Linked DNA regions of Mus musculus: region 2 is linked to region 1. The links are chromatin loops, found by intact Hi-C in ENCODE. Cell type or tissue: left cerebral cortex. All regions are shown on one strand. Each heading gives the region's core, and the rest is flanking DNA. Links, peaks and the distances in the headings are about the cores only. Region 1 holds the start of Prpsap1 (phosphoribosyl pyrophosphate synthetase-associated protein 1). Region 2 holds the start of Rhbdf2 (rhomboid 5 homolog 2).

Evidence for each region. Peaks named below come from ENCODE experiments on the same cell type or tissue, not always from the same donor. Only the 100,000 strongest peaks of a DNase experiment are listed, where the experiment ranks them.
Region 2: a loop joins it to region 1, with 4 times the contacts of the local background. A loop is called at or near these places in 10 of 42 quality-filtered maps.

What each region holds. Positions count from the first base shown.
Region 1 is chr11:116,485,951-116,501,842 of GRCm38, forward strand. Prpsap1 (phosphoribosyl pyrophosphate synthetase-associated protein 1) reads right to left here and starts at 4,396. Exons shown (of 10, transcript NM_026364.1): 1 at 4,098-4,396; 2 at 2,168-2,220. The coding sequence starts at 4,267. In left cerebral cortex, for the core only: a CTCF peak has its summit at 8,056 (motif pointing left); DNase peaks (open chromatin) are centred at 8,043 and 8,760; H3K4me3 peaks cover 599 bases; H3K27ac peaks cover 1,461 bases.
Region 2 is chr11:116,622,056-116,637,947 of GRCm38, forward strand. Rhbdf2 (rhomboid 5 homolog 2) reads right to left here and starts at 2,165. Exons shown (of 19, transcript NM_001167680.2): 1 at 2,123-2,165. In left cerebral cortex, for the core only: CTCF peaks have their summits at 3,720 (motif pointing right), 5,736 (motif pointing right) and 6,981; DNase peaks (open chromatin) are centred at 3,717, 5,736 and 6,963.

The DNA of each region.
Region 1 (15,892 bases), core at 4,708-12,707:
AACAGTGTTAATTTTTAAGGAAACAGCGGATGGTGCAGTAAACACACAGCAGCTGGGTGAAGAGGGAGCCAAGCAGCCTCAGCTGGTGTAATCATAACTAGAACTCGGGTACACAGAGTGGTTAAGGCTGGGGTAAGACAAAACCAACAAATGTGTCGAACATTTCCAAAATGGCACGGAAGACAGGGTCTGCTGTAAAGAGAACTTGAATCTTAGCATCCCTGTCAGGATGGGCTGGACAGGAGGCCGCTGACACTTGGACTCTGCCCCTGCCTCAGTTCCAGGGATGCTGAGCGCTGCTGCAGTGATGGACAGGAGAGCCATCATCACATCACTTCCATCGCCCCGACTGCAGCTCCCACACTGACAGCCGATACTCTCTCCTGACCTCTTTGGAGGCCCCCACACGTGACACACATAAATAAATGAATGAAAACTAAATCTTAAGAGAAAAAAGCTGCTAAGGTTGTGTCTTAGGGTTTCTACTGCTGCAATGATAAACACCACGACCAAAAAACAAGTTGGGGAGGAAAAGGGTTCATTCAGCTTATACTTCCACATCGCTGTTCATCACTGAGAGAAGCAGGACAGGAACTCACACAGGGCAGGAACCGGGAGGCTGGAACTGATGCAGCAGCCATGGAGGGCACTGCTTACTGGCTTGCTCAGCCTGCTTTCTTATAGAACCCAGAGCCATCAGCCCAGGGATGGCTCCGCCCATAAAGGAGGTTGGGGGCCCTCCCACCCTTGATCACTGATTGAGAAAAGCCTTTTTTGTTTGTTTGTTTGTTTTGTTTTTTCGAGACAGGGTTTCTCTGTGTAGCTCTGGCTGTCCTGTAACTCACTCTGTAGACCAGGCTGGCCTCGAACTCAGAAATCCACCTGCCTCTGCCTCCCAAGTGCTGGGATTAAAGGCGTGCCTGTGCCACCACTGCCCGGCAAGTTTAAGACTTATTCACCAAACAGAAGAAAAGACAAACGTTCTACAGATCTCTCCTTTACTTGTTATCACAGGGTATGTGCGTCAGGGCGGAAAATCTAAAGAAGGGGAGCAGAGGACGCAGACCTCTAATGCTTGAAGAAAACATTTCTGCGTTCACAGACACACACACAGACACACACACACAGCCTCCTAGCTACACCCCCAGCCCTCCTGCCGTACGTTCTCTGCAGAGCAGCAGAAACAATGAGACCCTGCTTCAATAAAACAGCACCGATGCCCTAAGGCTGTCCTCTGAGCCCCACACCTGCATGCACAACGCACACCCACTGCACAAGTAACACAGCAAAACTGGAGTCCTGTCTGCTTGTAAAAGCACGCCAACCGTGGAGGTGATGGTGCCACCGGGCTCCAAGGCAGGGCAAGTTCTAAGCTAGGGCGGTGAGTTCTCGTGCATCCAAGGAAACAAAGCAAAAGCATGCTTTAAAAAAAAAAAATGCAGCCGGGCGGGTGGTGGTGCACGCACGCCTTTAATCCCAGCACTTGGGAGGCAGAGGCAGGCGGATTTCTGAGTTTGAGGCCAGACAGGTCTACAGAGTGAGTTCCAGGACAGCCAGGGCTACACAGAGAAACCCTGTCTCAACAAACCAAAAAAAGAAAGCTATCAGCTGGGCATGAGAGTACATGCCCACAATCCCAGGACATGAGAGGCTGAAGGGACTGGTCCAGCAAGATGGCACAGAGGGTGAAGATACTTGCTACGAGGCCTGATGACCTGCATTTGGCTCCTTGAAGCCCACAGGGTAGAAGGAGAGACCCAGCTCCCAGCACGATGATCAAGAGTTTGAGACCTTGGGCTGGTGAGATGGCTCAGCGGTTAAGAGCACTGACTGCTCTTCTGCAGGTCCTGAGTTCAATTCCCAGCAACCACATGGTGGCTCACAACCATCCGTAATGAGAAACAAAAAAACCTATGGGCCGGAGCAAACAGAAGAAGGGGGTGGGGAATTTGAGGCCTTGATGGACTATATAGTTAATGCCTATCATAAATGAATGAATGGAATAAGGGTCAGAAGTGGCGGAGACTGCTTGTCATCCCAACACTAGCGGCAAAGCAGGAGGATTCAGAGGTTAAGCCAGCCCAGGCTACATGAGATACTGCAGTAGCTGCTGCAACAATAACAACACATCCCAAACTTAAAAAAAAAAATCAACTTTTTAACTTACCTCCATTGGTCTCCTGATATACAACAGATTTCCCCAATTCAGCACCAAGACGCCTATTACACAAAAACAAAACAAAACAAAAAAAGATGGTAAGAGCATGCAACTAACTAAGCCAGCATTCTGGAAGCTGAGGCAGGAGGATTGCTGTAAGGTGAGGACCAGTCTGGGATACATAGTGAGTAACAGGCCAGCCAGGACTACTAGCAAGACCAAACTTAAAAAAAAAAAAAAAAGCCAGGAGTGTCTCAAGCCTTTAATCCCAGCTCTTGGGAGGCAGAGGCAGGAGGATCTCTGCAAGGCTATCTATCCTGGTCTACAAAGCTTACTGGAATTAGCATAACAAAAGGCAAAACCACTAATCTTTTTTCTTTGTTTTATTTATATGTGAGTACACAGTAGTTGTTTGTCTTCAGACACATCAGAAGAGGGCATCAGATCTCATTACAGGTGGTTGTGAGCCACCATGTGGTTGCTGGGAATTGAACTCAGGACCTCTGGAAGAGCAGTCAGTAATCTTAACTGCTGAGCCATCTCTCCAGCCCAAAACCACTAATTTTTAAAGTGGAGCTTTCTCAAGGCAAGGTCACGTGTGATAAGTGTGACCCAATACAAACAAGCTCAACTTTCATGTTTAAAGGGATCCTTGGCCTGGACAAGACAAATAATCAGGGGCTGGAGAGATGACTCAGCAGTTAAGAGCACTGGCTACTCTTCTAGGGGTCCAGAGTTCAATTCCCAGCACCCACACGGTGGCTCACGACCATCTGTAATGAGATCTGGCGCCCCCTTCTGGCCTTCAGGCACACATGCAGACAGAACATTGTATACACGATAAATAAATCATGAAAAGAAACAGAAACCGGAGAGACTGACTGTCTCCCTGTACATATCTCCTAAACCCACTTCAAAGTCCAACTGATAATAAAACAGGTGGAGCTAAGAACTTTTGAAATATGAAAATGACTTTAAATGTTCAAAGTCAAGTCATTTACGCCAGGGAGTCCAAGTGCGCACCTGAACTGCCAGCATCGGAAAGGCCAAGGCCAGAAATATCACACCATTTAGAGTGTGACCAGGGTCATAAGACCTTATCTCAGAAACCAAAGCCCATGATGGGTGTGGTGTTCCCGCGGCAGAAGCAGGCAGATCTCCCGGCTTGAACTCTTGAGAGTGCAAGCCTCATCCATTCACTAAGTTCCAGGCCAGCAGGAGCTACGATAAAGCTCTGTCCCATAAAGGAGAAGAGAAACGATACATATTACTAAAAAGCTTATTTCACAAAGGGCCCTTAAGGCTCTTTATACCAGGGCTCTAGTTTTCTCCAAAATTGAAAAGGGGCCTTTAAGTAGACCGGTTATTATCAGCAGGGCACCGGGAGGCTCTGCTCTGCAGGATTCTTCTCCATGATTTCCGCAAAGTTCAGGCTCACGCTCCCATCCCTTCCCCATAGAAGCACCCACAGTTTGTAAGTAAGGTTTAAAAAAAAAAAAAAAAATCACGTCCTTCATCCATCCAGCATCGGTAACAACAAACAAGCCTGGAAAGACATCTCAGGGCCCCCACGGTCCCCTGAGGTCAGTGGTTAACACACGCACACACCCCTAAGCAAACACTTTTTTGTACAACTGATCCTACACACTTGTAATCGCGGCTCTCCCCCCGCCCAGCCCGAAGTACTTCTGAGTTCCCTTCTCCCTGACTGTCCTAACCCTTCGGTCTAGGATGGACCCACATCGCCTGTCGCTTTAGGGACGCCTGGAAATGGCGATGGTCAGATTCAGGGCAAGCGCAGGAAACCTCTCTAGGGTTAAGAGTGCGCCGCGGCCCTGGGACGGGGTTGGGGAGTCGGCCCAAACCTGCTGCTCCCGGGTGCAAAGGTGGAGGTGACGGGGAGAGGGGCTAGGGCCACCCCGGGGACCACCTCGCTTACTCAGTGATGCGCTTGGCCAGTTCCGTGCAGGCGGCCGTGGAGTTGGCCGAGAAGACTCGGTAGCCGGTGCGGGCTGCGTTCATGGCCGGCGAGGCGGCGGGCCGAGCCCGCGGGACACGCAGAGCAGAGCACGCGGACAGCGGGGGCAGCAGCAGCAGCTTCCTGGGCATCCTCCGGCCCGAGGCGCGGCTACAGCGGTCCGCGCGGGGCCGCAGAGGGACGAGGCGCGACACAGATGCGTCCGGATCTCCAAGCCGCACCGAAGGCGCAGCCGAGCGCCGCAGCCTCCTTCGGACCCCGCGGCAGGCCGCGCCCCTCCGCGACACCGAGTCGAGCAGCTAGAGCGTCCGCCCCCGCCGCCATCTCGGAAAAGGGCAGGGAGGTGGGCATGGCATGGAGAGCCTGTTCTGACACAGGCGCCGCTGACTCGCGTGTTCGCCTGAGTTTGAGTCTCCGGGGACAGGTATTTTAATGTCCACTATTCTGGGAGGTGCAGCCATGTTTAGTGGTACTTATAAATGTTTTCAAATTTACTGCCAGGAACTAAGATGTCCGCCCAGGGACCGGAGACAATCTAGCCTCACGCCTCTATGATGAACGAGCCTCCGGCGCTCCCCTCCACGCTTGCGCAGGCTGGGATTTATTTGAAAAGGGACAGCCGGCCCTTTCCCTTTTGCGGGCACTTAAACTAACTGCTCCAGAATCTGGACGTGGAGGCCTTCCCTAGACGTTATATCTGTGTCTGCACGTGAGGCAAGGTTGCACTCCTGCCCGTTGTTGTTCTCAGTTCTCCCACCCGTCCCCCTCAACCCCAGCCAGCCGCTCTGCCCGCATGAGTTCGCCTTGTGCAAATACAGAAGGCGCGTGTGTTCATTTACTTTTGTGTAAATAGATGAAGTCGTTCCAAAGAGACATTTGAGCCTCTCGATCTATCAGACTGTTTGAAAAACGGACCCCCAAAGAAGTAAAGATCTTCCCCCACCCACCTCAGGAATGTCATGCTGGGAGAAAAAAAAACGTGACTCCCAAAAACAGCTTTCACAGAGCTCCAGAGACTTCTCAGACCACCTTACAGGCTGAGGTTGAAGCCCATGCAAGGGCGTCTCAATGATGGTCGGGACCTTGCCCTGGAAGGGACGGCTTAGGTGGCAAATCCTCGGCCTTCTGCTTACATTTTTATCTCACTTCTGGACGGAGGACAGACTTGTGGACTTCTCTGGATTCCTCTGTTCCTCTTACCGATGTTGCTAGGTTTAATAAATCTCCCTTTTCTGCTTTCTGTTTTCAGTTCGACTTTTAATTTTAATTTTAATTTAATTTAATTTAATTTAATTTAATTTGGCTTTTCGAGTCAGGGTTTCTCTGTGTAGCCCTGGCTGTCCTGGAACTCGCTGTGTAGACCAGGCTGGACTCGAACTCAGAAATCTGCCTGAACATTGAGTCTTTCTGTGTCTGTGCACCGTGCATACACAGTGCCTGCAAAGGCCAGAAGAGGGTGTCAGATTCTCTGGAACTGTAGTTTGGAGTCAGTTGTGGGCTGCTGGGTCTTCAGGAACAGCAGCCAGTGCTCTTAACTGCTGAGCCATCCCTCCCGTGCCCAAGTTGCAATTTTAATTAACATATTGAAGAAGGTGGCCAGACCTGACTTGGACTCAGATTGTGAGCCCCAAGGTTGATTACACTAGACCTAATCAGGAAGGGCCGATAAGCTCTCTGGCCTCACCTCATAACCTGTTTCGCTAGGCCTTTTCCCTTCCTGCTCTTTAAGTAGCACATGGCAGGTACCCTCTTCAGTCTTCCTATTCTCTCAGTGTTATTCAAGGGCCAGACACCAGGGACCACCATAAAAGGGTGAAGCTTCAGTGTCTTGCACGGAATCACCAATTGCTGATACATATCTTATGCAAGGAAGGGACTTACAAAACACATTCATGACCTTGGCAACCTGAATCTGGACCATGACCCTCGTCACCCAGTCCTGGGGCACCTGCTCAATAAACTATCCCTGTCTGACTGAGATTGGTGTTTGTGTGGCTTGTGAGGCGATTTCTGGCCCCCAACACATATGATCTTATACTATGACACATACCTGAGGAAATATGAAAGGGGAAATGATGTATTTAAGTTCCTGGTTTTGCCAGTTTTAATCCAAAATCGACTGGGTCCATTGCTTCCGGTCACAGCCAAAATGGAATATCTTAATATCAGAAGTATATGGTAAGAGCTTGAAGTGGAAACTTCAATTTTCTTTGGAAAGTCAGCTGGAGATTGAAATCGCTGCAGAGAACCATTTCTAAACAGGTCCACTTCCCCCGTATCCTAGTAACCTTCCTTTTCCACTGCCTCAGGTGGGTGGTGGGCTAGAGGGGACGCTGAAGCATTTAAGAACCATCATGAAAAGTAGGTTTTGAAAAAAATCAAAGCAACAAGGGCTCCTTCCAATCTGTTCGCCCGTTCACAAGTGTCTGACTAGGGCTACCAAGGGCTCCTTAGTGAGAGCCGTCCACAGTCATCTCCCCTTGTCTCAGACCTCCAGCACTTATTGATGGGAGGAGCATCTCATACTGATGGGAGTATCCCAAACTGATGGCAGCATACCATACTGATGGGAGGAGCATCCCATATGGATGGGAGCATCCCATACTGATGGCAGCATGCCATACTGATGGGAGGAGCATCTCATACTGATGGGAGCATCCCATACTGATGGGAGTATCCCATACTGATGGGAGCATCCCATGGGGATTCAGATGCTAACTGTGACACTTAAGCAGGTGTGAACTTTGCAATCCCTGCACACATCAGCCAGCCTGAGCTCCTCCACCCCACTCCCTAATAAATCTGTGGCTCTCCATTGCTTTTGGAATAAAAACTAACTTTCCTATAGAAAAAGCAAACCATTTGCCTTTATTCTTAGGCCAAAATCTATATAGATTTTTCAAGGGGTGTAAGGCTTTCTACTCAACAGTAAGTAATTAGTTCTGTAGGTGTCTGTGTCTTTCTTCTTCTTCTTCCTTCCTCTTCCTCCTCCTCCTCCTCCTTCTTCTTTTCTTCTTTTCCTTCCCCTCCTCCTTCTCCTTCTCCTCCTCCTCTTCCTCCTTCCCCTCTCCCACTCTTCCTCCTCCTCCTCCTCCTCCTCCTCCGAGTGTGGGTGGGGAGGGGAGGAGTCAACAGTGACCTATGTAACTGAGGATGGTTTTGAACTCTGATCCTCCTACCTCCACATCCCAAGTGCTGCGATTAAAAGCCGGCATCACCACACACACCCATGTTATGTTTGGCTGGGGATTGACTCCAGGGCTTAGTGTGATCAAGCAAACTCTTTACCAACCGAGCCAAGTTCCCTATCTCCCCACCCACTGTCCTCTTACCTCTTTGTAATAAAGTAATTTGGAAACAGGAGTCTTATCAGAGAAGGCCAAGGATAAACTGCAGCACGAGGGTCCATGATACAAGACAGGGTTTCAGGGCATGTGCATGCCACTTCTTTTCTTTCTTCCTTCCTTCCTTTTTTTTTTTTTGGTCTCCGGGAGCAGAGAAGTAGGCTCCCAGGGACCCAGTGAGTAGCTGTCTGAATGTAGTCCTACCATCCTCCCTTCCCCTTCGACAAGGAACAAGGGGACACATGACCCAGATGATGACCCTCCCTGACATCCCATTAACAAAACTCCATCTTGCCGGGCGGTGGTGACACGCTCCTTTAATCCCACCAGAGGTAGGAGGGATCTATGAGTTAGATACCAGCCCACTCTACAGAGCAGAGCGAGTTCCAGGACAGCCAGAGGTACACACAGGAACCCTGTCTTGAAAAACTAAACCAATCAAACAAAAAACAACACCAAAAACCAAAACTCCATCCCAGGGTCAGCCTAGATTCAATTGAGGAAACCCCATCTCTATGGTAGTTGTTGCTCAATTCCCCAGAGAAGAGAGCAGCTGGTCGTCCTGACACGCCCCCTACTGGTCACTAACCTGCTCAGCACCAGGATAGGCCTTTCAGCAGCCCCAGAAGCCTCAGGCTGCCTGGTGGTCATTGTCACAGACTGAGCTCTTTGTCCTCGGTTCAGGGTTGAAGCCTGACCCCCAGGCCATGGCTTTAGGCTTTGGGGAGTAGTTGGGAATAGATGAAGGTGGAGTCCCAACAAGGGGGCATCACTGAAAAGAGGAAAAGACACCAGAGTAGTGCCCTATTTCTTCCCAATGTGAGGACATTGTATATAGTCAGCTGCCTGCCCCTGAGAGAGAGAGAGAGAGAGAGAGAGAGAGAGAGAGAGAGACCCCTTCACCAGAACCAGCCATGCTGGTTCCCCCACGGGACTTCCAGCTTCAAGAACCAGGTAAGATGGCCATGTATGGTGGTATACATCTTTAATCCCAGTACTCAGGAGGCATAGGCAGACAGATCTCTATGAGTTCGAGGCTATCCTAGATAACACAGTGAGACTTCCTCCCACCCCCCACCCCCAAAAAAACGGAGGTCAGAGTTAAACTTACAGCAGTTGTTTTCTTCCACCACGTGAGTCCTGGGGACGGAGTTCTGGTAGCCCGGCTTGGCAGAGAGTGGTTTTAGCAGCTGTGTCATCTCAACCCTTTCATAGCTGTGCTTTGCTGTTCCCCCCTCCCCCGGCACCACCCACTCACATGGCACCGTTACAAGGTCTTCCCTGGGAAGAGAAGTAAACTGAACAGCTTGTGTCTTAATCTCCAGATAGGCTCTCAGGTCGGGGGAACAGCTGCTCAAATCAGCCATTGAGGAATCTAGCCGCATCCCTGAGTGCCCCAAGAGAACAGGATTGGCTACGTAAATAAATAATGATCAACTCAGACCCTGGGACACTTGGCAGCCATCAACATTTCCTTTTCAAAGCATCATGGGAGACTGGAAGACTTGAGAGTAGTATATATAACGCTGCAGAAACAGAGGGCGAAATGACCTTATTTAGAAGGAAGCTGAGTCTTACTTTCCTGCACGTGGCCTCAAGACAGAGAGGGCACACAGGGACACATCCTGGGGACCTGAGAGTCCCTTAAGAGGTTTTTATTATCGAACCAAGGCCTCACTTCACAAAGATGAGAAGCTGGAATGCCCCTGAGTGCCCCAGCTCTGGTGAGAGGGGAGTCTTTCCTAGCTGTGAGGATGATGCAGACCGGCAAGCTGGTGGTATAGCCACTCACTGCCTGGGGCCTCTCAAAAAGATGGAGGACCAGAGGCTATGCCTGAGACTCAGGAAATGAGGAAGCCATGGGACTCTTTTTTGGTTGTGAGCCTAGCTGTTCATCGCTGAGCCATCTCCACAGCCCACCCTGGGACTCTTTTAAGCACAAATCCTGGCTTGTGGGGACTTGAAGTCAGATTTAATCTCCAGTAAAATATATGGGAGTCATTGTCTGTCCCGAGCTGCTGCATCAGGATCCCCACCCTCCCAACTGGCAGAAGCATGCTAGGGACCTGGGTAGGAAAAGGAGCTCCCAATGAGGCCAGATCAAAATACGGCAACGAACGGGAGGAGATGCTATTCGGCTGTGCTAGCTTTGAAATGACTCGTTTTAAAGGCAGGGTGGCACAGGCCTGAGGCAGAGGCTTGCACACCTCTGAGTTCGAGGCCAACCTGGTCCACAAAGTGAGTTTCAGGACAGCCAGGGCTACACAGAGAAACCTTGTCTTGAAAATAAGTAGGGCTGGCGAGATGGCTCAGTGGGTAAGAGCACCCAACTGCTCTTCCGAAGGTCCAGAGTTCAAATCCCAGCAACCACATGGTGGCTCACAACCATCCGTAACGAGATCTGACTCCCTCTTCTGGGGTGTCTGAGGACAGCTACAGTGTACTTACATATAATCAATAAATGAATCTTAAAAAAAAAAAAAAAGAAAAGAAGTAAAAAACCAAAAAACAAACAACCAAACCTTCCTCTCACTGCACAGTGGAATCTGGTCTCTGTCTCTGTCTCTGTCTCTCTCTCTCTCTCTCTCTCTCTCTCTCTCTCTCTCTCTCTCTCTCTCTCGTGTTCTTGTTCTTCTGAGAGAATCCTGGCTGGCCTTGAAATCCCAGTACTTCTCATCTTCTATAAATGCTGGATTGCAGGCAGGCGGGCAGCCCCCCCACCAGCGGAGCACTTCCTACCTCATAGATGGGAAGCTCCCCAACTGTGAAACACTAATTACAGCCAGTTAGGTTTTAAACAAAACAGAGAGAGGGTTTTTTTTTTTGTTTGTTTCCCCATCCCCCGCCCCCGCACCCCCCCTCCCCCCCTGAGACAGGGTCTCTCTGTGTAGCCCTGGCTGTCCTGGAACTCACTCTGTAGACCAGGCTGGCCTCAAACTCAGAAATCCTCCTGCCTCTGCCTCCCGAGTGCTGGGATTAAAGGCGTGCGCCACCACGCTCAGTGTGTTAATCCTTATGTTGACAGAAGATGTGCTTCTGAGCATGCCTGCGACAGATTATCTTGATGACATTAATTGATGTTGGAAGACTCATCTTTCTTTTAAAATTTTAAGTGTGTGTGTGTATGTGTGTGTTGCACCCATGTGCCATAGTACATGGTGGTGGTGGGGTATCAGAGGACAACTTTCTTTTTAAAAATTATTTTATACTTTTTACATATGTGGGTGTTTTGCACAGGTATATCCCTGCACCACATACCTGATGCCCAAGGAAACCGGAAAAGGGTGTCAGACATCCCAGGAATTGAACCCTGCTCCTCTATTAAGAACTCTGTTGAGAGCCAATGCTCTTAGCCTCTGAGCCATCTCGGCTCTCAGAGCGGAGACATAGGCCGCAGGTCCAGCCTTACTGTGGGTAGAACCATCGCCTAAGCAGAGGATCCCGGACTGTAAAAGTGAAGAGTTAACGGGCCTTGCATTTGACAGCCCATTCTTTACTGCAGATGCAATATAAAGCTGTAGTGACAATTTTGGAATTTTGTTTTCTTTAAACACACACACACACACACACACACACACACACACAAGCTGGGCGTGGTGGCACACACCTTTAATCCCAGCACTCGGGAGGCAGAGGCAGGTGGATTTCTGAGTTCGAGGCCAGCCTGGTCTACAAAGTGAGTTCCAGGACAGCCAGAGCTATACAGAGAAACCCTGTCTCCAAAAACCAAAAACCAAACCAAACCAAAACCCCAAAAACACAGAAATGTAAGAATATGTTTTTGTTTTAATCCCAGGTGTGGGATGTGGGGCTGCTTCAGACTGTCCTGCAGCAGCTGACTCTGATTTGTCCCATGCTCTAGTAGGGGCGTGATTTTGTCAGCAGCAGATTCTGTGATTATGCAACGTTAGGAATTCTGGGAACTCTTCAGAGCGTAGATAAGTGCTAGGGCCCTGAGACACGGGGTTGGTTGGTTGCTGTTGATCTACGTTTGTTAAATGTTGAGTGTGAAGAAGAAACAAGAAGAAGAAAAAAATAGCAAAGATCAAACTTGCTCCAAGGAACTCAACACCCCTAATCAGCAGGAAGTAGTCTAAAGATAATGCTGCCCTAGGGGTGGAGGGTTGGAAGCAAAAAGAACCCACAAAGTAGCTAAAGTCTGGCCACACAAAGCCACCTCAGGCTTCTGCAGGGAGGGGAATAACCTTGAATGTTGAGCTGGAATAAATTGTAGCAAAACAGGAGGGAAGGAAACTAAGACAATGTGACTGTGCCCATCTCCCTGCAGAATTAGTCTTCAGTTTCTGGGGTTAAAAAAAGGGGGGGCGGGGGCTGGTGAGATGGCTCAGTGGGTAAGAGCACCCGACTGCTCTTCCGAAGGTCCGGAGTTCAAATCCCAGCAACCACATGGTGGCTCACAACCATCCGTAACGAGATCTGACTCCCTCTTCTGGAGTGTCTGAAGACAGCTACAGTGTACTTACATATAACCAATAAATAAATCTTAAAAAAAAATTAAAAAAAAAAAGGGGGGGAGCACCCGACTGCTCTTCTGAGGGTCCTAAGTTCAAATCCCAGCAACCACATTGTGTCTCATAACCATCCGTAATGAAATCTGATGCCCTCTTCTGGTGTGTCTGAAGACAGTTACAGTGTACTTAGGTATAATAATAAATAAATCTTAAAAAAAATTGTTAGGGCCTGGTAGTGGTGGCACTCAAGAGGCAGAGGCAGGCAGATCTCTGAGTTCGAGGCCAGCCTGGTTTACAGAGTGAGTTCCAGGACAGCCAGGGTCACACAGAGAAACCCTGTCTAAAAAACAAAACAAAACAAAACAAAACAAAATAAAAATTGTTCATGTATGTCTGTGTACCATGTATAGGCCTGGTGCCCACGGAGGCCAAAGTAGGGCATCAGATCCCCTGGAACTGGAGTTACAGGTGCCACCATGTGGGTGCTGGCAACCGAGCCCAGGTCCTCCCCCTCCTCCTCCTCCTTCAGATTTATTTATTTATTTTTATGTATGTGAGTACACTGTAGCTGTACAGATGGTTGTGAGGAATTGTTTTTAGAACCTCTGCTCTCTCTGGTCAACCCCACTCTCTCTGGTTATCCCTGCTCGCTCCCGCCCAAAGCTTTATTTATTATTATACATAAGTAGCTGACTTCAGATTGACGGGAGACTGTGGAGAGGCGGCGGCTTGCTCTCTGTCTTGTGTGTCCTCACCTTCTCCGCCGTGAGGCCCGTCCCGGGTCCCGTGGCGTGCGTGTGGACCGCGCGTTTGGAGCTGTTCTGGAGCGGGGTAGGAGGGGGTCGGTTTGGGTCCGTCCGGGGACCGCCTCCGATTTTTCCCCCCTCCCTTCTCCGCCTCCGGTCGCCCCAACCCCACCCCCCGTGGCGGCTCACGGGCGTCTTGCTTCTTTCCCGTCCGGCTCTTCCCTGTCCACGAGGGGCGATGAGGAGGTCGGCCAGTTCCTCCTGCCTTCTGTTTTTCATAACCCACGCACGCACGCACCCACCACAGTGGGGAACAATCATGGAGGAGGAGGGTTCCCAGGCTGCCCTTTGAGAATAAAATGGGAGGCCAGAACCAAAGTCTTTTGGATAAAGCACCACAACTGACAACACACGAACCCGTTTGGCTGCCTTCCTTCCCAAGGCACGGATCGTCCCAGCATGGGAAAGACCGACCTCCCTTCCTCCCTTTGACCCATTTTCACTCTGCCACCATACACTCAATAAAATAAAATTTAAAAATGAAAAAAAAAAAAAAAAAAAAAGTAGCTGAGTTCAGACACCCCAGAAGAGGGCACCAAATCTCATTACAGGTGGTCGCTGGGATTTGAACTCAGGACCTTCATGAAGGGCAGTCAGTACTCTTACCTGCTGAGCCAGCTCACCAGCTCACCCAGGCCCTTCTTAAGCACTGAGCCATCTCTCCTGCCCATGCAGAATTTCTGTTTTCTCTATTGACCCCATGCTCACTGCTTTCCTCCCACCGGCTGACTCTCCTATCTCTTCCCCAGCCTTGAGATCAGTTTGGTTTGCCACACAACTATCACATGCAATGGTCCTGATTCTGACATTTAAGTCTTAGTAAAGATTTTGGACCCTGGAGCAAAAGACTGTTCCCTGACCCAGCAGTGAGGTTGTACTGAGAGCAGACTCTAGTTCTAATTTCTTTAGATGCAGGGGCTCCCCAAACCACCCCCCCCCCCGTGTGTGTGTGTGTGTGTGTGTGTGTGTGTATCAGGGTCTCATGTCGCTTAGGTTGGCCTCAAACTCACTCTGTAACAGAGGATGACTTTAAACTCCTGATCCTCCTCCTCCTTCCACTCCTTCCCCAAGTACTTCAATTACAAGTTCCCACCAGCACTCAGGAGGCAGAGGCCAGCCTGGTCTACAGAGTGAGTTCCAGGACAGCCAGGGCCACACAGAGAAACCCTGTCTCGAAAAACCAAAACCAAACCAAAACAACAACAACAACAACAACAAAAACCCAACAACAAAAAAACCAAAAAACCAAAACAAACAAAAAACCCAACAACAAACAAACAAACAAACAAAAAACCAAGTGCCCACCAGAACACCTGGCCCATCCACAGCACACCTGGCCCATCCACAGCACACCTGGCCCATCCACAGCACACCTGGCCCATCCACAGCACACCTGGCCCATCCACAGCACACCTGGCCCATCCACAGCACACCTGGCCCATCCACAGCACACCTGACCCATCCACAGCACACCTGGCCCCAGTTCCAATTTCTTCTTCCAAAACTTTGCCATCAGCATTTCTTTGAAATCTTCTACAAACCCAAGGCAAATGAATCTTTAGTGAACAGTTGTACACTTGCCCCCTAGAATCTGGCTGCTCACTGTTACATTCTGCTACTCAAATTACCAATGCCCTGGCTGGGGTCCTTCTGGATAGGACTTGCAAGTAGCCTAGGCAAAGTTCTTCCTTCGTAGCCATTCCCAGGCCCTTGAATACTTATGGCTTAGAGGCTGGGCTAGCAAGCTCCAAGGCTAGAGCCCCAGGCCCCGCAGCTGGGCACCACCATGTTTCAGATGTTTGAAGCCAGAGATTTTTGGCGTCTCTGAGTGGAGTCTGGAGGCTCATGTGGGCAATCCTCCTGCTTCCACCTCTCCCACAGCAATGGGGGTACAGGTATGTGTGTGGCCACACCCACCATTTTACATGGATACTAGGGATTGGGAACCAGGTTTGCAACACATAGTGCAGTATATAGCACACAGTCTTACCTACCCAGCCATCGTCCTTATCTCTCATCTTTTGCTGCCTGTCATTTCTGTCCAGGCCGTTCTCCAGCCCACCAGCTGTCCTTCACCCACTACTGCTGCTTCAGCTACTGCTAGTATTTCTCCTCCCACCTCTGTGTCACCAGTGCAGCCCATATTGGTAAAGACATGAAAAGAGAGTAAGAGAAGACAGGTGTGGTAGATTAGGCCTGTAACTCCGGCACTTGGAAGACTGCGGCAGTAGGAATGCTGTGAGTTTGAGGCCAGCCTGGGCTAAGCAATCTTCATTTAATGTTCCTCCTCCTACACCATCACAATTAGTGTGACCCTGTCTCTAAATAAAGAAATAAATAAATTTTTAAAATGTTGGAGCACTAGGGGGCAGTATAGGACGGATCTCTGCCTGGCTCAGGAAATGGATCAACCATCTGCTTGTGTAGCTAGAAGGCGTTTTTAGAGAGCAATAATTGGAACAGTCACAATGCAGTCATCCCTCGAGCAAGTAAAGGGTGTGCCTGAAGGGACAAAGGACTTATGTGGGGGGCCTTTGGGGGGAGTGCTGAGTCAGCAGAATAGAGATGGTTACAGAGAGTTCACTAAGGCTCCTGATTGCAAAAGGGCAGCCCAGGCTCAGAACCAGCAGTGACTGCAATGCCTTCTCCGGATTGTGCTTCAGCTGCAAACGGCTGTGGTTTTGGCACAGCTTCCTCCGGGCATCTGTGGAGCATTAAAGGCACCTGGGGTTGGCATCAGGACAGTGTGGTTGGCACCTAGAAGGGGACATCTTGGCTGCAGTGCTCTGAGCAAGGTGTTCTGTCTGCATGTGTGTATCTCATGGTTGCAGTACCCACAGAATCCAAAAGAGGGCGTCTTATTCCCTGGGTTGGAGTTGCAGATGGTTGAGAGTACTGGAGACTGAACCTGGGTCCTCTGAAAGAGCAGTGAGCAAAATCAGCAGCCCCAGTTTCACTTCCTAGATAAATGACTATAACATTTTGCCAGGGCATCTGCTTCTGGGGGAATGCAGTTGGAGAGGAGGCTTTGCCTTGATGGGTTTTGCTGATTTAGAATTCCTAACATAATATGTCCTCTCTTCCCCCCACTCCCTCCCTTCCTCTCTCCCTCTCTCCCCCTATGGGGTATATGA
Region 2 (15,892 bases), core at 3,130-11,129, 130 kb after region 1:
GTTTGGGGTAGGTGGCTTTGAGGAGGTCTGGGTGTTTAACTTTATGACTTCAGAGCCATATACAGTAGTGGTAACTGCTACATTGTAAAGGTCTGGTCTTCTGCTGGGTTTCTGAGACAGGGTCTTGTAGAGCCCAGACTGGCCTCAAACTCACTCTGTTACTGAGGGTGACAAACTCTTGACTCTCCTGCCACTACCTGCCAATGCTGGGACATCAAAGCACACACCACCAAGTCTAGCTACACATCAGGGTTTTATGGTTAAAAAGACCAAAATCAATCAACCAACCAACCAACCCGAGACTCCTGCCCCGCCCCCAGTCCCACCACTCCCTTCTCACCCCACCAGGGCTCTCAAGCAAGAAGTGTCCAAAACTAGACAGGACAAAGGGAGATGGAAATGTTAGTTGCCGGAAGAGAGGATTCTGGCCCTGACCTACCCAGCCAGCAACAGCCTCACCTCCATTCCCAGAAAGCTAAGAGTACAGCCCAGGAGCCCAACTCCGCGGTTTTGGGGGACCCCGTGGGTGGAAAGCTCTTTACCAGCCTCCATCCTTTACTGTCACTCAGCAAATACTACAGCAGGGCCTGAGCTCACCCTGACCAGGATTCCTACCGCCCCAGGGGCAACCCATCCTGTTGGAAGGAAAGAGAGGAGCCACAGGGAATCAGTGGACCCGTTATTCCTTGGATGTTACTTTCCTGGTGTAAATAGCTAGGGGAGTCAGTTCTGTGTTCAGAAGGAAAATTCCAGTTGGTCACATGGCATTCCGCTATCCGGGAGACCTCAGCTCATCCAGCTTTGGGAAACTCCATGGGAACAGAGCTTGGTCCTGCCCTTCCTCCATCCCCAGGGCTACTCTGGCTTACCTTGAGCTTATCCTGTGTCTGAAGCTATCCTGGGTAAAGTACTACAGACCTGTGCTTCGAGAGAGCCACTGTTCCCAGCTTCTCCTCCACAGGGCCAGTGGCCAGCCAGGGCGAAGCCTGCCCACCTATCTCTTTATCTCTCACTGAGATTCGTCCTGGCCCTTCCCAGCCCCTGGAGAAACTTAGGTAGGGAGAGAAATTCACAAGAAGTACCCTAGTGGGCTGGTGGTCATAGGACGGTCACTCAATGTTGACTTTTGAGGGGCCAGATTCTGTACTGTGGGGCAGACCTGTGATGGCCAAGTGTCTCCAGGGATTGTCAAATATCCTTAGCGGGCAAAAGCACCCCTAAGCTGAGAACCACTGCTTGAAACCAAGTTTCATTTTCTTCTCCCTGACTACAATCACAACAGCACAACATAGATGCTGGGGACAGTATTTCACCACAAGATGTCACCCACACTGGAACCCCCAATGCAGCTGGTTGAGAAACAGCAACCGCTCCACCTATGAGGCAATCCCTCAGGTACACCTCACCTTCGCTCTCTATGTCCCGGCCCTACAGACTCGCGGCTCGGTGTTTCCTGGAGTTGAATCAAGGTATGGACCTGGCTTCCCTTCTGCCCTGGGGTTGTGGTAGAGACCTGGGCCCTACAGACCTTTCGCTCCCTAACTTTCAATCCAATGCAGAAACATCAGCTGGGGGCCCAACTCTCCAAACCCCTCGGTCCTTAAGCCAGGACTCCTGAGTACACTTTCTGAGCCGCGGACTACTCTGGCGGTGTGAGCCTTCCCCATCCCCCACCCCCGCACCTGTTACTACCACGGCGGCGAAGCTCCACGCACAAAACGCTGCCCGAGGACTTTGGAAGTTCACCCGGGAGACAGGGGAATATAGTCTTAAGGTCTAAAAGGGATTTCTGGTTGGAGGCGGAGTCGCATGTTCCAACACTGGGCAGTGCCCTCTCTTCCTCTCTGGGCTTTTAAACTTTTGCGCAAACCACGCGCCCAGACATCTGGTGACTGTGCCCCGGGGAACCCCTTTAGGCGTCCTGGTCCCAGCAGAGGCCAAGGATCTGCGGGAGGGATCCAGCGGTCCCGCGGGCACAGAGTCCAGCCTCGGCCTCTAGGGCGCTCTGCGGGGCGCACAGCCCCCGACCTTCCCCGCGGCCGAACGGGGCAGCCCCGTGAATCCCTGGCCACCCGCGGCCTAGCGGACCCGAGCTCCGCCGCACCCAATTCCCCGTGCTCACCTCTCGGAGGCCCCACGTCCCGGGAAGCGGCTGAGAGCAGAGTGGGCAGCGGCGGGGCGGCGGCTACAAGGCTGAGCGCCAGCGCTCCGCCTCTTCCCTACCTGCGCGAGGGCGCAGGGGCGGGGACTGGGTGTGGGCGGGGCCTCATTGAGGCGGGGCTTCTTGGTGTGTGGGCGGTGCTTCGGGGGGCGTGGTCGGCCCGCGGCTTCTGCCTGGGCTTGTAGCTCCTGCTGCTCCACTTATGGCCACATTTAAACACTTGCCTAGCACACAGATCTTAGGTTCGATCTCCAGCAACACACGCGCTCACACGGACACACCCCCATAACAACCAAGCAAAAACCACTCAATTTCCCCTTCTCTTTCTCGTGTGACCTCAGGCTCCTTTGACTCCAGGAGCCTCGACTAGGCTTGCATCCTTTCCAGAATCCCCGATCGATCGCTGCAGCTACATCGTCTAGGAAGCCTTGGCCTTCTCTAGCTGCTGTCTCTCCTTCGTCCATTAGAATGATCTCTCCTCAGGCCTGGCATCCCTTCTAGGCCAGACCGGGTCCTTGCTGGAAGTTGGGTCTTGTCCCCTTAACCACCCCAGGACTAAACACAGAGCAGTTGGAAAGGCAACCGAGGTATATGCTAGTTCTTGGGACTGTCCCTTAGGAAACTGTGAATGTTGCTCTGCACCCAAGGACACAGAGGCTTCTTGCTAAGGCTGAAAGCTGGCTCTCACAGTAACTGGCAATAGATGCAGAGGAAGGCCCTCCACATCTCCGTGTCATGAACAGCCCCCAGGCCCAGGCTTTGGATACTCTAGCCTGGCCAATACTGACCAAGTAACTTGCTTTGTTGGCTGTAATGAGAAATAACTATATATGACTCCAGCTAACAGAGCCGGGGGTTCAAATCCTGATCTGCCATTGACTGCTCCTGTGGTCTTAGATGAATCCCCTAAGCCTCCTCGGTCTCAGCTTTCCCCTCTCTGTGTGGTAGCAGTAACAGGGAGCATTTGTGGGGCCCCTGGCTCTAACTAGCAGCTGCTGTTATCTTTGCTATTATTAGTAGTGGTGACGGCCGGCCCTCCCTCAAGTTTAAGCCACAGGCTTTTATCCTCCTTAGCCCACGTCTCTAGCCACCTTGAGCCCATAGGAGCTGGGCTGTGCCTCCTCATCTCCCTCCTGGACCCAGATATCCCTCCCTTAACTCGGCTCTGGGTGGTGCCATCTTGTGATGTTCTTACCCACTTCCTGGTAGAGTACCACTCTTCATGTTCGCGTACCTAGCCCTGTACGAAGGCCTACATTTATGACACCCTGTCCAACACTCCCATGCTCCCACCTACGAGCACTCGCCGGACCTGTCAGCTCCTGAACAAGAACAGCAGGCCGGAGAAGGGCAGGGGGTGCCACTGATACAGATGCCTAGGGCCTGGGTTAGCCCCTCACTTGGGATTTGATGTGGAAACTTACGGCAGGCAGGAAATGGCAGAGGAACGAACTAGACCTGTACCCCCAGGTCTGGAGTCCCTATCCTCAGCCCCTGCACCAATGGCCTCAGTCTTTCTTTCTGAAGTCCTCGCCCAGCCAGAGAGTATGGAGAGACCACCACCAGGGGGCGCTGCAGCAGAGCTGCTTTCAGAGGTGAGCCAGGTCTCTGGGCTCTTGTTGCTCTTAACCACCCTGCCCCCAGTCTGCCACGTTGGTGGGTTGGGTAGAGCAGAGGTTAAAAGCACTGACTGCTCTTCCAGAGGTCCTGAGTTCAACTCCCAGCAACCACATGGTGGCTCACAACCATCTGTAATGGGATCTGATACCCTCTTCTGGTGTGTCTGACAGCTATAGTGGACTCATATAAATAAAAGAATTTTTAAAATTTATTTTATTTTTTTATTTTCAAGATAGTGTTTCTCTGTGTAGCCCTGGCTGTCCTGAAACTCACTCTGTAGACCAGGCTGGCCTCCAACTCAGAAATCCTCCTGCCTCCCAAGTGCTGGGATTAAAGGTGTGTGCCACCACTGCCCGGCAATAAATAAATCTTAAAAAAAAAAAAAAAAAAGTGGGGCAGGGGAAATAATTATATGGTTGGAAGCTTTTGCTGATGTTGCAGAGACCCAGGTTCAGTTCCCAGCATGCACTTGGGATCTTGCAGACAGCCTTAACTCAGTTTCAGAGATCAAATGCCCTTCTTATACCTCCACAGGCATGTACATCATAATACATACTTAACACATACATACATACATACATACATACATATATGACACAGGCAAAACACTAATTCATGTAAAAATAAATAAATAAAATGTGTGTGCACCACATGCTTAGAGCTTTAGTTACTTCCTATTAGGCAGGGTGGCAAACTTCTCCTTCCCAGTCTCCAGCCACGGAAAGGCAAGGCTGGGGCAAAGACAGATAATAACCCCAAACTTGGGAGCTGTTTCTCTGAAGCACAGGCAGGGAGCCATTTAGTGACCCCTCCACATATCCTTAGGAAACCATGCTGAGAGCGGCAAAAGAACCAGCCCTGGGGGTTGGGGTGCAGGTGGGAGGCTGGACTTGCCTGGCATGCGTGTGAGTTCCATCATGTGAGGATCATTCTGTCTGTCCCATGGCAGCAAAGAGCATCAGGCAGAAGAGGCACCGTGGGGCTGCTGGAACCATTCAGGCCCAATCCACCTCTCAGCCTGGCAGATGCTACTCTGGCACCTGGGCTGGGCTGGGCTGGGCTGTGTCCTCACTGCTGGACGGTTGGGCTGTGTCCTCACTGCTGGACGGCTGGGCTGTGTCCTCACCCCTGTACGGCCAAGGACGAGAATATGCATGATGCTTCGGTGACATCAGAGACTTGTGCCATGCCGCCCTAGCCCTGGAGATGGAGAGATCACAGACTTGGCTGCAGTAAACCACCTCTCCTGCCTGGTGTGGGAGAGTGAGAAACAGTTGGGTGTAACGTGTGGGAATGTCACATTGCAGCTGTTAAAAGCAATGAGGTAACTGTGTGTTGATAGGGAATTATCTCCAAAATGCCCTTGAGTAGAAAAACAAAAAGTGGAATGCATACACTTGCTATGTTTTTATAACTTAAAAAAAACTGTAAAAAATTGAAATAAATACTGAAAAAATTGAGACAGTACTTTGCTCTGTAAAGCAGACTGGCTTGAATATTTTTTTATTCCCTTATCTTGTCTTGAGACAAAGTTTCACTATGTAGCCTTGGCTGGCCTGGAATTTACTATCTAGCCCAGACTGGTCTCAAATTCACAGAGATTCACCTGTCTCTGCCTCTGCCTCCTGGGAGCTGAGGTTAAAGATGTGAACCAGCACGCCCAGCTGGCCTGCAACTTTTTTGTTTGTTTGTTTGTTTTTCCATACAGGGTTTCTCTGTCTAGTCTTGGAACTTGCCCTGTAGACCAGACTATCCTTGAACTCAGAGATCTGCCTGCTTCTGTTTCCCAAGTGCTGGGACTAAAGCCATGCACAACCACCAACTTGTTTATTTTTTAAATTTTCTTATATGTATAAGTGTGTCCGTCGTCGTCGTCCCCCCACCCCCCCCCCCGCATGTGTGCCTGTGCCCTATTTGTATGACTTCAGGCCAGAAGAGGGCGCTGGATCCTCCCGTGGAACTGCAGTTACATACAGATGGCTGTGAGCTATCATGTGGATGATGGGAATTGAACCAAGGTCCTCTGAAAGAACAGCCAGTGCCCTAAACTGCCGAGCCATCTCTCCAGGCCCAGGCCTTGGATTCTTGTTTCTCCTGTCTTAATCACCCAAAAGCTAGTTGGCAGAGAACCACCATGACTGGCTAAAATGGATTTATTTTTGTTGGGATTTATTTTGTTTGCTTTTCTGAGACAGGCTCCAGGCTGGTCTGGACTTCACTCTATATATACCCCAGGCTGGCCTCAAATTCAGCAATCCTTCTGCCTTTACTTCTTGAGTGCTAGGATTATAGGTAGGTATAAACCACCAGGCCAAGTGTTCTCAGTTTTAAAATGAGATGCTGTGGCCCTCTGCAATTGACTGCGTGCTCTCAGCTGTGGGCCTATGTCCTGCAAACCCCGAGACCTCTCTCAAGACTTGTGCAACTCTGAAAAGATTTAGATAAAATGATCTTAAAATTAACCTGACAGCAAGATTATCAACTTTTTAATCTTATTTCTGTAAGATTCTGTGTGTATGAATGTGTGCGAGCATGTGTGTGTGTATGTGTATGTGTATGTGTGTGTGTGTGTGTGTGTGTGTGTGCGCACGCGCGCGCACATAAGCTTAAGACAATCTCAGGTGTTGTTTCTCAGTCTCTGTCCACCTTATTTTGAGACACTGTCTCTCACTAGCCTGGGACTCACCATCAGGCTAGTGAGCCCCCGCGAGCCACCTGTCCCCACTTTCCTGCTTCCGGGGTTTCAAATGTGCATTACTATGACTGTCTTTAATGTGGTCTCTGTTCAGGTTTGGAGAGCTCCAGGCATGGGTTCAGGACTGAAGAGCACAGACACTGAGGCAGGGCCCTGGATCGGAGGCCATGTTCTTTCCAGCCATCGCGGGAGAACAAGCTTTGAATGTCCTTCTGGCAGTGTTCAGGGGCACGCGGGGTTGTGTGAACGAGAAGAACCGCGGAAGGGCTGCTACCAGAGTCTAGAGGAGGGGGAGTTAGGAAGGACCCCAGGAAGCATACAGAAAGGATGACAAAGATGTCTTTTTAGAGTGTGGCTGACAAGGGCCTAAGGCCTCCCATCCCCCAGGGAGCAAAATCAGGATGTCACAGAACTTCAGAGGAAGACAGGGACCAAGAGCTATGGGTTACAACAGCTGGCATCCATAGTGCATAGTCTCCATCTAGCGGCCATATCCAGTACTGCAAGAAGGAATCCACGTGTCCTGGCCCTGCTAACTCCAGAAAGCTTGTTCAGTCAAACACTAGGTAAATCTCTTAGCACTTCCCTGGAAGAACACCGCGCCCGGAAAGGGCGATAGCATCCAGGTTCAGACCTGCCTGCCATCACTCGAGGAATCAGGCAGGGAGCACATGTGGCCATAATCTTGGGATTCTGAGTTCTCCTCTCTCCCTGGCACTTCCATCCTTGTAGGTGACTTTGTGTTCCGTCCCGATTCCCTCTCGGTAGCATACTCTTTCCTAGTGGCATTACCACTCTTCAGCATGGGAGCAGCATCGGCCTCTTACCCAGTCTCAGACATTTTACCCAGAAGCCACCAGCTAAAAGACCATCAGACTAAACAACATAAAAGCTTTAACTCTATGCCTTTAATCCCAGCACTCAGGAGGCAGAGGCAGGAGCTGTGAGTTCGAGGCCAGCCTGGTCTACGGAGTGAGTTCCAAGACTACACAGAGAAACTCTCTCTCGGGAGAAAAACAAAGAGTATCAGACTTGTGTTGGCTTACAGTTTGAGGTACAGTTTGTCATGACAGGGAGGCAGGGCAGTAGCATGAGGAGCTGGTCACATGGTGTCTTAGGTGGGTGGGAACAGAGATGAGAGATGAGAGCTGGTACCCAGCTGGTGGGGTGGGGCCTCCAGCACTCAGGGCTGGGAAGTGAATCTAGGAGGTCCCAGGGTCTTCCCGCCTCTGTTAAGCGAATCTCAGAGGTGCCCAGAGCTCTGTCTGCCAGGTGACTAGACCCTGCCCAGTTGGTATTATTCGTTATCACAGGGACTCTATAAGAAGCCCCCCAGCCTCATCAATCATTGGGAAAATGAAATCAGAACCGTGGGGACCACGGTGCCCGAGTTTGTGTGAATAGTTGGCACCCAAGGAGGAACCAGGGCGTCCTGAAGAAATAAGTGCCACGGACCTGGGACAAAGCATGTTGCATGCCAGGTGAGACTCCTTGTCTACAGCAGAAAAAATGACCCCGGGTGACTAAGATATGTTAGAGTCATGAAATGCCATGTGCCTGAGAAACTCAAGTTACAGACGCACAGAGATATCTTGAGTCTTACAAACATTGTTTTAAGTTGTATTGATTGTGTGTGCGCCCCATAGCGTGGGGCATTGGACTATGCACAGGCAGGCTGGTCTCCAGTCGAGCTGAGATGCTGAACCCCGGAACCTGGTGGTGATAATTCACCTACACGGGATGGAAGGAGTTCTCTCATGTCTCCTGGAACTCTGGCTCCTGTCAAAGTTACCGCCCCCACATCCCCCACAAGAGAAGCAAGGCTAGTTAGTAGTCACATAGGCAATGTCCCAAGCTTCTGACCTTCAGGCTAAACTCCTCTCCAGTAACCTAGCAACAGAAAAGATAGCAGCTCCCTTTAAAAGGGGCTGTTTGGCCCTCCTTGCTCTCTCACTCCTTTGTTCTCTTGCTCTTACTCTCCTCTCCTCTCACTCTCTCTCTTACTCTCTCTTTTTCTCTAGCCTCCCCCCTCTTTTCTACCTTCTCTCTTTCCCCCTGCCTTTCTATAATAAAGCTCTAAAACCATAGACTGTCTCTATTCAGCTGCGCAGACTCTCGCCTGTGTGGGAACCTCTCTTCCCTCTTCCCTCTCTCCCATAACCCCGGGGCTACAGGGTATCTTGAGCGGAAAACATCTGGCAGCCTTCCTGTGTCTGCCTGTCCAGAGCATAGGAGGAACTCTGGCCGGACGTGGGTCCTCCCTCCCCCCTCTTCCCCTGGGCCCCTTTTTAGTTCCCACACCATAGCACACATGTGTAGGTCAAAGGACAACTTGTGAATGTCCCAGGAATTGAACTCAGGTCTTCAGGCTTGGTAGCAATTACCTTCACCCTGTAAACCAGCAGTTCTCAGCCTGTCGGCCATGATCCTTTGGGGGGGGGGGGCCCTTTCACAGGGGTCACATATCAGATGTTCACGTTACGATTCTTAACAGTAGCAACATTACAGTTATGAAGTAGCAACAGAAATCACTTTATGGTTAGGGGCCACCGCAGCTTGAAGAACTGTATTAAAGGGTCACGGCATTAGGAAAGGTGAGACCCACTGCCCTAAACCAGTTCTCTAGCCTCTGACATTTTAAACTTGCTGGTCCTGAGGACAGGCCTCTCACATTCTGAGCAAGCACTCTGTCAGTAAGCTACAACCCAGCCTTTCCACTGAGATGTTTTATAATACTTTTCAAACTTTTAAATTGTGTGTGTGTGTGTGTGTACACCCACCTGAGTGCAATGCCTACAGAGGCCATTAAAGGGCATTAATTGGCCAATTTGTTATTGGCCAAATTAAAAGTAAAAAGGAAGGTTTACTGGGGCAGCTCATGGGCCAGGGAAATTGCCCTGTAGACATGGAGGAGAGAGAGAGAGAGAGAGAGAGACAGACAGACAGACAGAGAGAGAGACAGAAAGACAGAGAGAGAGAGAGCAATTTAGATTATATAGAGAAGATCTGGGGAAGGGGAAACCCAACCCTTGGAGTGAAAAGTTCAGGCATGGAGGGTGCGGTGTGCCAGTCATACCCTGTAACAGGGAGGGACTGAGGGATGCTGGGAGACCCTGGAAGCCAGGTCCGCTTTGATATGTTAAATAGGCACCTCAGAGGCTTGTCCTGGGTCTGAAACCCAATGGGCATGGGATGTCCCTGCAGCTGGAGTGACAGGAGCTTATAAGTCACTTCAGGAGGATGCAGGGGACTGAACCCTGGTCCTCTGTATGAGCAGTACACACTTAACCAGTCAGCCATTACTAACAACCTATTTGTTTATTTTTTATTTTTTATTTTTATTTTTTAAAGAATTATTTATTTTATGTATGTGAGTACACTGTAGCTGTCTTCAGACACACCAGAAGAGGGCATCAGATTCCATTACAGATGGTTGTGAGCCACCATGTGGTTGCTGGGATTTGAACTCAGGACCTTCGCAAGAGCAGTCGGTGCTCTTAACCGCTGAGCCATCTCTCCAGCCCCTATTTTTTAGTTTTTACTATGCCTTTGTGTGTGTGTGTGTGGGGGGGTGTACAGTGGCCAGAGAGGGTGTCAGATTCCTGATTCGGGGTTACAGGGTGGTGACTGCAAGCAGCCTGCCTCAGGTACAGGGAATTGAACTCTGGTTCTCTTCAAGAGAAGCAAGTAATCTCACCTGCTGAGCCAGCTCTTTTATCTATCTATCTATCTATCTATCTATCTATCTATCTATCTATCTATCTATCTATCTATAGACAAGGTTTTATGTTATTAAGATTGGTCTAAAATTCACGGTGTAGCCCAGGCTGGCCTTAAACTTCTAATCATCCTGCTTAATGTAGGGTAATGACTGTGTCTCCACCCACTGGCAGGTGCTTGGCTAATTAATAACAGGCATGATGGGGAGGGTGTGATAGCCTCAGGAATGCCTGGTGCAGAGGTTGGGCACACAGGCATGTCTGAGAGCGTTTCACGAGGTGGGGGAAGGTTCATTACAGGCTAATGCTCTTTTTGTTGTTGTGTTGTTTTGTTAGAGACAGGGTTTCTCTGATCGCTCTGGCTGTTGTGAAATTCTCTCTGTAGACCAGGCTGGTCTCAAACTCAGAGACCACTTGCCTCTGCCTCCCAAGTGCTAGGATCAAAGACATGTGCCACCACGATCAGCTTAAGAGTTTATATCTTAAACCACAATTACGAAGCAGAGAAAACTAGCATGAAATGGCAACAACAGTCTTTGAAACTTCAAAGTATATCCCCCAACCCCCAGTGACATAACTCCTACACATATTCAAATAGGGACCACACATTCAAATGCCTGGGAATATGGGAGGCATGGGGGATACTTCACATTCAAAACAATTTTCGTAGGAAAGACTGGTTTCGCATTATCACACTCTGTTTATAGAGTGGTTGGGATGGAACCCAGGGCCACAAGCTAGGCGACCAACCTAGCTACACTTTCAGGCCCAGTTTTAATGTCAGATGATGGAGGGTGCTGTATTGTGGTGACCCTAGGGTGTAGATGTTTGGGGCAGCCGCTGGCTTCCCTGAAGTAGAGTGAAATAAACCAGTTAAGCTGGATTTGTGCAGCGCTTGGCAGTTCTGGGGAGAACAATACAGGCCGTGGTCCAAGTACCCGTTGTGAAACACAGGCTGTGAACTACACCGAAACTATGTGAGCGCTTCTGTTTGCATGCGATCTGCCGCTTGCCTGGTGGTCCAACTTTAATCCCTGGGACCTACATGGTAGAAAGAGGGAGTTAACTCCCCAAAATTGTCCACTAACCTTCACGATAAAAATATTTTAAAATTATAATGCTGGGCTGTGGTGGTGCACTCCTTTAATCTCTGTACTCTGGAGGCAGAAGCAGGTATCTCTGTGAGTTTTAGACCAGCCTTGTCCACAGAGAGAGTTCCAGGACAGCCAGGGCTACACAGAGAAACCCTGTCTTGAAAGACAAAACAAAACAAACAAACAAACAAAAACAGAGCAAAACAAACTAACCAAAAAAAAAACAAAAAACAAAAAAACAAACAAACAAACAAAAGGGACCGGGCGTGGTGGCGCACGCCTTTAATCCCAGCACTTGGGAGGCAGAGGCAGGCAGATTTCTGAGTTCGAGGCCAGCCTGGTCTACAAAGTGAGGTCCAGGACAGCCAGGGCTATACAGAGAAACCCTGTCTCAAAAAACCAAAAAAAAAAAAAAAAAAAAAAAAAAACAAAAAAAACAAAAAAAAAACCCAAAATAAAATAAAATAAAATAAAATAAAATTATGAGAAAACAAAGATGAACACTATACTTTTCAATATTTTTCAAACAATGTTTCACATTTTTAAATGTATTTCTTTGGTGGGGGCACACCATGCTGCACGTGTGGAGGCCTGGAGGCCAGAAGACAGCTTTCAGGAGCCAATTCTCCTTCTACAGTTGTAATATCCAAAATGAATTCAAGACCACTCGGTACCTTCCCCCTTCGAAAAGAACTTTCCAACTGTACTAGCAGGCAAAGTGCAGAGCCAGATAAGAAAACTGGGTGACTAAACAAATGTAAAAACATAGTTTTAGCGGTCAAAATGATTAAGCTTGCAGCTACCAAAATAATATTAGCTGTTCTCAGAGAAATAACCGTAACAAGATTAGCAATTCTCCTGTCCCCCCGCCCCACACTGAATTCTGACAAAGACCACAAGCCACCCTGACCTTGTTGTGAGAGTTCCCTGACATTAGTAGCTGTGACGTTAATAGCTGATCCATAGCTGGGCATGGTGGTGCGTGCCTTTAATCCCAGCACTCGAGAGGCAGAGGCAGGCAGATTTCTGAGTTCAAGGCCAGCCTGGTCTACAGAGTGAGTTCCAGGACAGCCAGAGCTATACAGGAAAAAAAAAAAAAAAAACATCATGGGGGCAAGCAAAGTGAGTCACTAGGCAGAAGGGTTACTTAATCACTATACAAACAAACGAATGCCTGAAAGGGTTACTTGCTACACCAATGAAAACCCTGTTACCCAAATCTGCCCCTTACAAAGGTATAAAAAGTGTGTTCTTTCTCTGTTCTGGGTCTCTCCTCTGGCCTGCGTGCTGAGAGAGGAGTCCCCAACATGTTGGAATAATAAAAATCCTCATGCAGTTTGCGGTGATGGTGGTGGTCTCTGTGGTCTTTGTGAGTGAGGGTCTTTTGAGGAACTACAACATACGTGGGTTCTGGAGACGGAACTCAAGCCATTAGGCTTGTGCTATAAGCCATCCTGCCCGCCAACCTATGTCTTATTATTTTTTTTTTTTTTTATAAATCTCATTCATCAGGGACTGGGTCTGTGGCTCAGTTGGTCAAATTTCAGCCTAGTATGATGGAAATTCTGGATTCAATTATTCTATGTCTACAGAATGCTAAATAACTGGGTGTGGTGGCCCATGGCATCAATCCCCATACTCAGAGGGCAAAGACAGGAGGCTCGGAAACTCAAGGGCATTCATGACTATATAGTAAGTTTGAAACCAGCATGGGATACCCTGGCTCAACAAACCATCAGAAAATAATCTAGAGAACATGACAGGGACTTGGGATAGGGGAGGTACCCAAGAATCGATGGGGGTGACCTTAGCTGAGACTCATAGCAGTGGGGATATGGAACCTGAAAGAAGACACCTCCTGTAGTCAGGCAGGAACCGCAGTGGGGCAATAAGGACATCAACCCATCCAAAATTTATCCTGTCTACAAGAAATGCAGGGACAGGAGATGGAGCAGAGACTGAGGGAATGGGCCAACTGTCTTAGTTGGGGTTTCTATTCTTGGACAAACATCATGACCAAGAAGCAAGTTGGGGAGGAAAGGGTTTATTCGGCTTACACTTCCATACTGCTGTTCATCACCAAAGGAAGTCAGGACTGGAACTCAAGCAGGTCAGAAAGCAGGAGCTGATGCAGAGGCCATGGAGGGATGTTCCTTACTGGCTTGCTTCCCCTGGCTTGCTCTCTTATAGAACCAAGACTACCCAGAGATGACATCACCCACAAGGGGACCTCCCCCCTTGGTCACTAATTGAGAAAATGCCTTGCTGCTGGATCTCGTGGAGGCATTTCCCCAACTGAAGTTCCTTTCTCTGTGATAACTCCAGCTGTGTCAAGTTGACACAAAACACCAACCAATAACCAACCCAACTTGAGACCCATCCCATAGGCAAGCACCAATCCCTGACACTATTAATGATACTGTTATGCTTACAGACAGGAGCCTAGCATGGCTGTCCTCTGAGAGGCTCCACCCAGCAGCTGACTCAGATGGATGTGGAGACCCACAGTCAAACAGTGGATGGAGCTTGGGGATTCTTTTTTTTTTTTTTTTTTTTTTTTTTTTTGGTTTTTCAAGACAAGGTTTCTCTGTGTAGCCCTGGCTGTCCTGGAACTCACTCTGTAGACCAGGCTGGCCTCGAACTCAGAAATCTGCCTACCTCTGCCTCCCAAGTGCTAGGATTAAAGGCGTGCAACACCACGCCCAGCGGAGCTTGGGGATCCTTACGGAAGAATAGAGGGAAGGATTGTAGGCTCCAAAGGGATAGGAACTTCACAGGAAAACCAACAGAGTCAACAAACTTGGACCCTTTGGGCTCTCAGAGACTGAACCAACAGCTACCAACCATACACAGGCTGGACCTAGGCCTCCCTGAAGATATGCAGCAGATGTATAGTTCAGTCTTCATGAGAGTCCTAAACAGTTGGAGTGTGAGCTACCCCGAAAGCTGTTGCCTGTCTGTGAGATATGTTCTTCTAGCTGGGCTGCCTTGTCTGGCCTCAGTGAGAGAGGATATGCCTCGTCCTGCAGAGACCTGATGTGCCCGAGTGGGGAATACCCAGGACGACCTCCGCTGTCTCAGAGGCAAGGGGCAGGGGGAAAGATTGTTGGAGAGGGTGACCAGGAGGAGGGGCAGTGAGCAGAATGTAAAGTGAAGAAATAAAAATAAAATAAAGAAAAAAAAAACAGAAAATGACAGAAGAAAAGACATTAAAAAACAAAAACAACAATAATAACAACAACAACACCAAAAAACCACAACAAAACCCTGCCGGGTAAGGTAGCACATGCCTTTAATTCCAGAACTCAGGAGGCAGAGGTAGGAGGATCTCTCTGAGTTCGAGGCCAGCCTGGTCTACAGAGCAAGTCCAGGACAGCCAAGGCTGGTTACTGAGAAACCCTGTCTTAAAAAACCAAACCAAGGGCTGGTGAGATGGCTCAGTGGGTAAGAGCACCCGACTGCTCTTCGGAAGGTCCGGAGTTCAAATCCCAGCAACCACATGGTGGCGCACAACCATCTCGTAACGAGATCTGACTCCCTCTTCTGGAGTGTCTGAAAACAGCTACAGTGTACTTACATATAATAAATGAATAAATCTTAAAAAAAAAAAAACCAAAGCAAAATAAAAAACAAACCTTTTTATTTTTATTATATATATATATTTTTAGAGACAGGATTTCTCTACAGAGACCTGTCCTGAACTCATTCTGTAGACCAGGCTGGCCTTGAACTCACAGCCTCTGCCTCTCGAGTACTGGGATTAAAGACTTTATGTTTCAGGTCTGGAGAGGTGGCTCTGAGGTTAAGAACACTTGCTAGAGGGGCTGGAGCGATGACTCAGAGGTTAAAAACACTGGCTGCTCTTCCAGAGGACCTGAGTTCAATTCCCAGCAACCACATGGTGGTTCACAACCATCTGTAATGGGATTCGATGCCCTCTTCTGGTGTGTCTGAAGACAGCAACAGTGTACTCATATGCATAAAATAAATAAATCTTAAAAAAAGAAAGAAAGGGGCTGGTGAGATGGTTCAGTGGGTAAGAGCACCCGACTGCTCTTCCGAAGGTCCGGAGTTCAAATCCCAGCAACCACATGGTGGCTCACAACCATCCGTAATGAAATCTGACTCCATCTTCTGGAGTGTCTGAAGACAGCAACAGTGTACTTACATATAATAAATTAATAAATAAAATCTTAAAAAAAAAAAGAAAGAAAGAAAAGAACACTTGTTACTCTTCCAGAGGACCAGAGTTCATCCCAGAGCTCATGTGGTGGCTCACAACTATTCCAGGGTGATTGCCATCCTCCTGCCTCAATCCCTTGAGCATGGGGACTACAGGTGTGAATCACTAAGCTGTTGGCTGGTTGATGCCTGTGTGAACAAATCCACTTGGCTCTCCCGAAGGCTTGATTCTGATGACCAGCTGAAATATAGTAAGTACATTTTCATCTCTTGTGGACCAATGGAGCCTATGCTCTTGATCCCGGACCTGCACTGGCCTCTCCCGACAACTCAGGATCACCCCTCAGGCCACACGGGAGGGGGCTCGCCTCCATCAGGTCTCATGGCTAGCTTTTCTTCAGGGGTTAGCTTTTTTACTTTT